Linked DNA regions of Mus musculus: region 2 is linked to region 1. The links are chromatin contacts, found by POLR2A ChIA-PET in ENCODE. All regions are on one chromosome and are shown on one strand. Each heading gives the region's core, a stretch centred on a gene start or an enhancer-like site at or near the end of the contact. The rest is flanking DNA. Distances are from core to core; before and after follow the strand shown.

Region 1 (3,063 bases), core at 511-3,010:
TCTGTAGAACAGGCTGGCTTTAAACTCAAAGTGATCTGGCTGCCTCTATCTCCCAAGTGTTAGGATTAAATGTGTAAGCCATCACCACTTGACCCCCTCTACCACCTTTTAAAACATCCCCAGAGTTGAGATGATGCTCAAGGGCAGAGACCATGGCTTTGGGTTGGATTCATACCGCCCAAAGGGAGACAGAACAAAACTCCCCCCTGACCTCACATCCTTCTGCACCTATTCCCCAATGTCTGCTCTACCCACAGCAGAACTCAGGCTGCCTTCATGCACTGTCTCTATTTCCTTACTCTCCTGTTTACTTTTTAACCCATTCTACTCAGGTTAACCTCTTCAGTTAATCCATATGAGTCAAGCTAAAGTCACCATGATCTTTCCCAGCTATCTCCAAGGTAATAAACTCAATAGCTAAGCCTCTGGCTGAACTGTACCGGAACTCTCAGCATCTGAAAACCAGAAACCTCTCTTCCTGCCTCAAACTTACTTCTGGTCTTGGATTCTACAATCCAACAGTCTAGACTTGTCTTTCTGTTTACTTCCTTGTCTATTATCCTCTTTCTAATCTTGGACTTTCTCTTCTATCTTTCCTCTAAGTCCAGTCATGGAGGGAAGCTCCACAACAGTGGGTGAATGGACTCAAGATGTTTAAACACATTTGCCTTAGTTACTGACATCTGAACAGTGGGATCTTACATGCTTCTAACTTTCCGATTCTTTTGGGGGGAATAAACAATATCTATTGATAATGGACCAGCATACCCACAACACAGCCCAGATGTATATGAATAGGGCAGAAGCTTGCTGCCAGGTGCATTTGTTATCCAAACAGCTAAAGCAAGAGAACTGGGACTACAATCCCGAGTCACATTCCAAGGCTATGGGGGGCGGGGAGAGAAGATGATTAGAACACCTGCCAATAGGGTCTTCCCGGGAAAGGGAAGGGATTAAGTACCACCGACTGGGAACCGAAATAAAAAGAACAGTCTTAAAAACTTAGACGTTCACGGTGCCAAATACAGCTAAACACGACTGCTGTGGTGTGGTCTGCTATATCTCCGGACTGAGGTGACTCTGTCCCGATTCTCTTAATTTCACATTCGGTTTTCTAAGGCCCTTTTCTTGGGAGGAAGACTACTAAGATCCCCGGGCGAAGCCCCTAGCAGTCGATCTTGAGCACTGGGCAAGTGTCGGAGAAGTGAGAGAGTGCGGGAACTCACTGCATTTGACTCGGCGGCGGGACAGGGTGCAGAGCTAACCCCGGGTGGGAGGAGACCGGGCAGGGTAGAACCCTGGCGCTTCCTCAACCCCCACGGCCCCAGCCCCGCGCGCTTACTTCAGCTCCCCGTCGTCCTCCCGCCCTTCGCAGCTTGGAGGGAAAATGAGCGAGCTAAGGAAATCAGGGCAACTAGGCGGAGACCCGATCGCCCAGAAGCCGCCAGCCTCCGCCCAGGGAAGCCCCACCCCAATGGGAACCAGGCCGCCTCCGCGCCGCCGGCAGAGCCCACGCGCGACCCGGCGAGGGCGCGGGAGGGCGCGTGCGGCGTGACGCCGCGCCTCGCGGCGCATCCCCGTGACGCCATCGCGCCGGCTTTTGAAAGTTGGCGCCCGGGGCCGCCTCCCATGCTGCCCTGCGCCAACCCCTCCCCTCACCTTTCCTCCCCCGCCCTCGTCGCCGCCGGCCGGCCCCCCCCACCCGACTCTTCCCTTATCAGCACCCGCGGCCCCGGCAGCGCCGACGCAGGCGCACTGCACCGCGCCGCCGCCATTTTGTGTCCGAGCCTGTGGAGCGATTAAACCGTGCGCGGAGCTGCTTCTTTGGCGGCAGCGGCGACCAGCAGCAGCCGGTGCGGGCGCGCGGAGCCGGCCGGGGACGCCAGGTGGCCGGAGCGGTGGAGCGGCGGCGGAGCGGGCGCCGCGGGGGGTGTGGCGCGAAGGTAAAGGGGGCCCGGGGTGGAGGAGGTTTCGCGGGCCGCCTCTAGGTGTCACGATGGGGCCGCTCCGGTCGGCGCTGGCTGCAGCCCGGCGCCAGCGCCAGCGCCGCCGCCGGGGGGTGTTTGTCTCCCTCTACCGTCCCTGCTGCGGCGCGGCCGCCGCCATTGCCCGGCGCCGCCGCCAGGGCCTGGCCAACCCCCTCCACGCCCGCCCGCCCGCCCGCTAAGCTTCCCTCCTCCCAACATGGTAGGCCTCTGGCGGCGGTGGCGACAGAGGCCTGCGCGCTCGGCGACTCCATTTTCCTTCCTTTGTCTCTACCCTCGAGGCCGGCTTTTGGCCCGGCTGATCTTCGGGCCACGGCCCGCCCTCTGCCCCTCCCGCGACGGATACCCCTTACCGAGTCTGGACCCTCTGAGGCTCGGTTGCCGCCGCTTGCTTCGCCTAGGGGTTCTGAACCCTCGGCCGGCCGCTTAGCCAGGTCCCGGAACCGTGTGGGTGTCGGGTCCCGACCGACGCGCCTCAGACTCCCCATCTTCAAGTCCAGCCGGTCCCGGAACCTACCCGATCTCCCTGCGTTGCTTCTCCAGCAGCTGGGGTGCTCTCTAGTCTCTCGTAGTCCGATCGTCCCCGCTGCCGGTCTCCGTCGCCGCCGAGTGTCGCAGGCGGCGCTGCTGTGGCTGCGAGCAGAGGGGACCCCTGAGCTGCCGAGAGCTCCCTCTGCAAGGCTGGCTGAGCTGCTCGCGCCTCGACGCCGCCCGAGCGGGCGGGGGAACGCGCGCTCGCCGCCCCCGCCGGGCCCCGCTGCGCCCCCAAACTCACGCCAGGGCATCGCGCGGGACCCGACCGGTGCGGCCCCCAATGGTGCGCGGAAAAAGACACGAATTCCTGCACCAAAGTAGTTTTTCTCCAGCTGTATTCGCACTCTTTCAGCCCCTTGAAACGATAGCAGTCAGACTTGGTGCGCTCAGAAATCTCAAAAGGGACTGAAACTTAATTTCACTCTCATCTCAAGTGATGTGATAAACTCATAAATTCGGGAGCATGGGCTGGTTGCGATGGTACAGGCGACGCTGGAGTTTGCCTCCTATTTAAAATGTCCTGACGCTAACTTTGCACTCCACT
Region 2 (3,011 bases), core at 292-2,791, 260 kb after region 1:
AACCATCCGTAATGACATCTGACGCCTCCTCCTGGTGTGTCTGAAGACAGCTACAGTGTACTTACATAAAAAAAATAAACCTTTAAAAATTATTTATTTATTCACTTTATCACCCCTTCCTTTCCTCTCAGTAATCAGTCACACAGGTCCTTCCCCCATCCACTTTCCCTGTCTCTTTTGAGAAGGGGAAGCCCTACTCTGGGTATCACCCCTCCTCATGCTGTTTTTTTTAGGCAAGGTCTCCCTGTGCAGCAGCCCTGGGTATCCTGTTGCTATAGACAGACCATGCAGGCCTTGAACTCAGAGGTCCCCCCTCTGCTTCCCAAATCACACCAGGCTGGGTTAAAGTTCATGTTTTTAGTAATCCCATAACCCTTTGAGAAACAAATTTCATTGCTGCCATTTTGAAAGATGGTCTTAATCTGTATCCCAAGAAAACTTATAACTTCTATAACCTGGCCTTTTTTTTTTTTTAAACCTCTCACTGCAATATCCCCTTAAATTCCTGAGTGCCAGGATTATAGGCATGTGGGAACACACTGATGAATTTTTTTATTGAGATAGGACCTTAATAAATACACCAGGCTAGCCTCAAACTAAAGTCTTTCTTGTTGCTGCTTCCAAAGTACTAGGATTACAGGCTAACGATGTTTTGTCTTTTTTAAAAAAGTAAAAGTTGTTTCAAAACCTAGTGTGTTAGTACAAAAAAAAAAATCTTTATTTTTTTAATTAATTAATTTTTTGTTTTTTTTTCAAGACAGGGTTTCTCTGTATAGCCTTGGCTGTCCTGGAAGTCACTTTGTAGATCAGGCTGGCCTCGAACTCAGAAATCTGCCTGCCTCTGCCTCCCGAGTGCTAGGATTAAAGACGTGTGCCCCCACGTCCAGCTTCTTTGTTTATTTTTGAGACAGGTTTCTCTGTAATAGCCCTGACTGTCCTGGAACTAGCTTTGTAGACCACACTGGCTTGGAACTCAGAGATCCTCCTGCCTGAGTGCTGAGATTAAAGGAATGTGCCCACCATGTCAAGCTTGGTAACAATCTTTTTTATTCGTTATTTTATTTTATAAATCTCGTGATTCATTTGTGTTTGCATCAATACATTAACAATCTTTTTTACTTTTTATTTTATGTTATAAATCTCGTGATTCATTTGTTTTTGCATCAATACATTAAAAAAAATTAGCCCTGGCGTGATGACACACTCCCTTGCCCTTCAAGAACTCCTTCATCTATAGAAGAATCTTGCCATTTTTTTTCCATTTCTCTCGGTCATTACCTTTCCCAGAACTTTTCCCTCCACAAATGGCTCCCCAGCGGTGTCTAGCGGCAAACAGACCCACCCCTGGAAAAGAGCTCTGCTCCGCCCCGAAGACGTTGATTGGCAGGCACTCCGAACCCCCCCCCCCCCCTACACACACTTGCGTTCGCGTCTGGAGGCTCCGCCTCCCTTCCGTCCCTTGGCCGCCCAAGTTTGTTTTGGCGTCAGGCGCGCGCAGTAATGACGCCACCACGCTGACGCGGGAGGATGGCGGCGGCGCCCGTGGCCTGGGCTGGGAGACGGTGGGCTGAGCCGCCGAGACTCCGGAGAGCCCGCCGCCCGCGCGAGGTGAGGCCTTCCGGCTCGGGGCTTCGGCCTGACCGGCGTGAGGGGCCTGCGAGTTCAGCCGCGGGCGCAGCCAGGGCCTGGCGCGACTCCGAGCCCTCGGTCCCCGTGCACTGGGGCCTGTGGGCTGGGGAGCAGGCCGGGCTGTGGCTACCCGCGGTCCCCAGGCATGGCCTCGAAACCTCCTGCCGCGTTAGGCCCGATGGACTTGGTCATCTGCCTGTCTGTGGCCCAGCCGTCCCGCGTCCAGCGCGGGTCAGGTTGATCTAACCTTGTTGTGTGCGGCGCCTACTCCACACCCTTCCCTTGCGACTGAACGCCAGGGTCCTGCGGGGGCCATCGATCGCTTCCATGTACTGGCTGGAAAAAGGGCCAGAGTCCAGCTGGGTCGCTTGCAAGGCAAACCTGTCATACTTATAAGGAGAGCCCCGCTCAGTCCTCTGAAGCTGCTGCGTGTATAATTCGCACCAGAAAAATCACTCGTTAAAATTGCCTCCTTAGTCACTGTAGGGAAAAACTAAACCTTGTAGCCTGCAGCATTCAAAGCTTATCATAATCGGATGTGGCCTACCTAGCCCTGCAGAGAACGCCTGGGCACGTCTGTACTGCGATTATGTAGTGTTTTGTTGAGGCATGTGAGCCTCCTATTAACTCTGTGGTTTCATACCCTCGAGGTTCAGATAGCTGCTTTCTCGGTTTGTGAAACTTCCGTTCATTTCCACCCTCACTCACCAGTAGAGGAAATTAACCTGTGTCTTTTTGAATCTATCACCAATGTCTTTTCCTTGGAAAACTGTCTCCTGCGTTCACACAGTAGTAGTGTTTAGTTAAAGCTATCGGGACACTGACTTGAATAGATACAGATTAAGCCTTGGGGGAACATCTGTCATGGCCAGCATTTTGAGATAGTCACAGCAAACAGTGACATCTTGAAGTATTTTTTTTCAAGATACAAATTCAAGAGTTTTACTCTTCTCTAGATGTGGTAGACTACACTTCCGATCAATAAGGGCTAGTTTAGGCTACATAGTACATTTAGGACGAACCTGGGCTATATGAGACCCCGTCTCAAAAACAAAATACTCCAAAGCCCTGGTTTGGTGGTGCATGCCTGTGATCACCGCACTCCTGAGAGAGAAGCAGGAGGATGCCCAAAAGTTAAAGGACAGTCTGATATAGTGAGGCTGTCTTGGGGGTGGGGTGGGGGGAGTCTTCACTTTATTTTTCTGCTGATTTCGTTGATGGAAATTGAACTCAGGGCCTGAACCCTTTTCACTTAGCTACATGGTCAGCTTACAATGTATGGTAGCTTAAATGCTGTAACCCCAGCATTTGCGAAGCAGAAGGAGCAGGATTACCATGGTACTTGAGATGATCCCAGACTGCATATCGAGTACCAAGTCAGC

Evidence for each region. ChIA-PET counts read pairs that join two places held with the same protein, here RNA polymerase II (POLR2A).
Region 2: POLR2A ChIA-PET joins it to region 1 with 10 read pairs in Patski. The contact joins the promoter of Pskh1 here to the promoter of Ctcf in region 1. POLR2A ChIA-PET finds 5 or more read pairs at or near these places in 3 of 5 experiments (Patski and embryonic stem cell).

What each region holds. Positions count from the first base shown.
Region 1 is chr8:105,634,778-105,637,840 of GRCm38, forward strand. It overlaps Ctcf (CCCTC-binding factor), which reads left to right and starts at 1,761. Exons shown (of 12, transcript NM_181322.3): 1 at 1,761-1,943. Gm5914 (predicted gene 5914) reads right to left here and starts at 2,697. Exons shown (of 2, transcript NR_151742.1): 1 at 2,503-2,697.
Region 2 is chr8:105,898,933-105,901,943 of GRCm38, forward strand. Pskh1 (protein serine kinase H1) reads left to right here and starts at 1,542. Exons shown (of 3, transcript NM_173432.2): 1 at 1,542-1,608.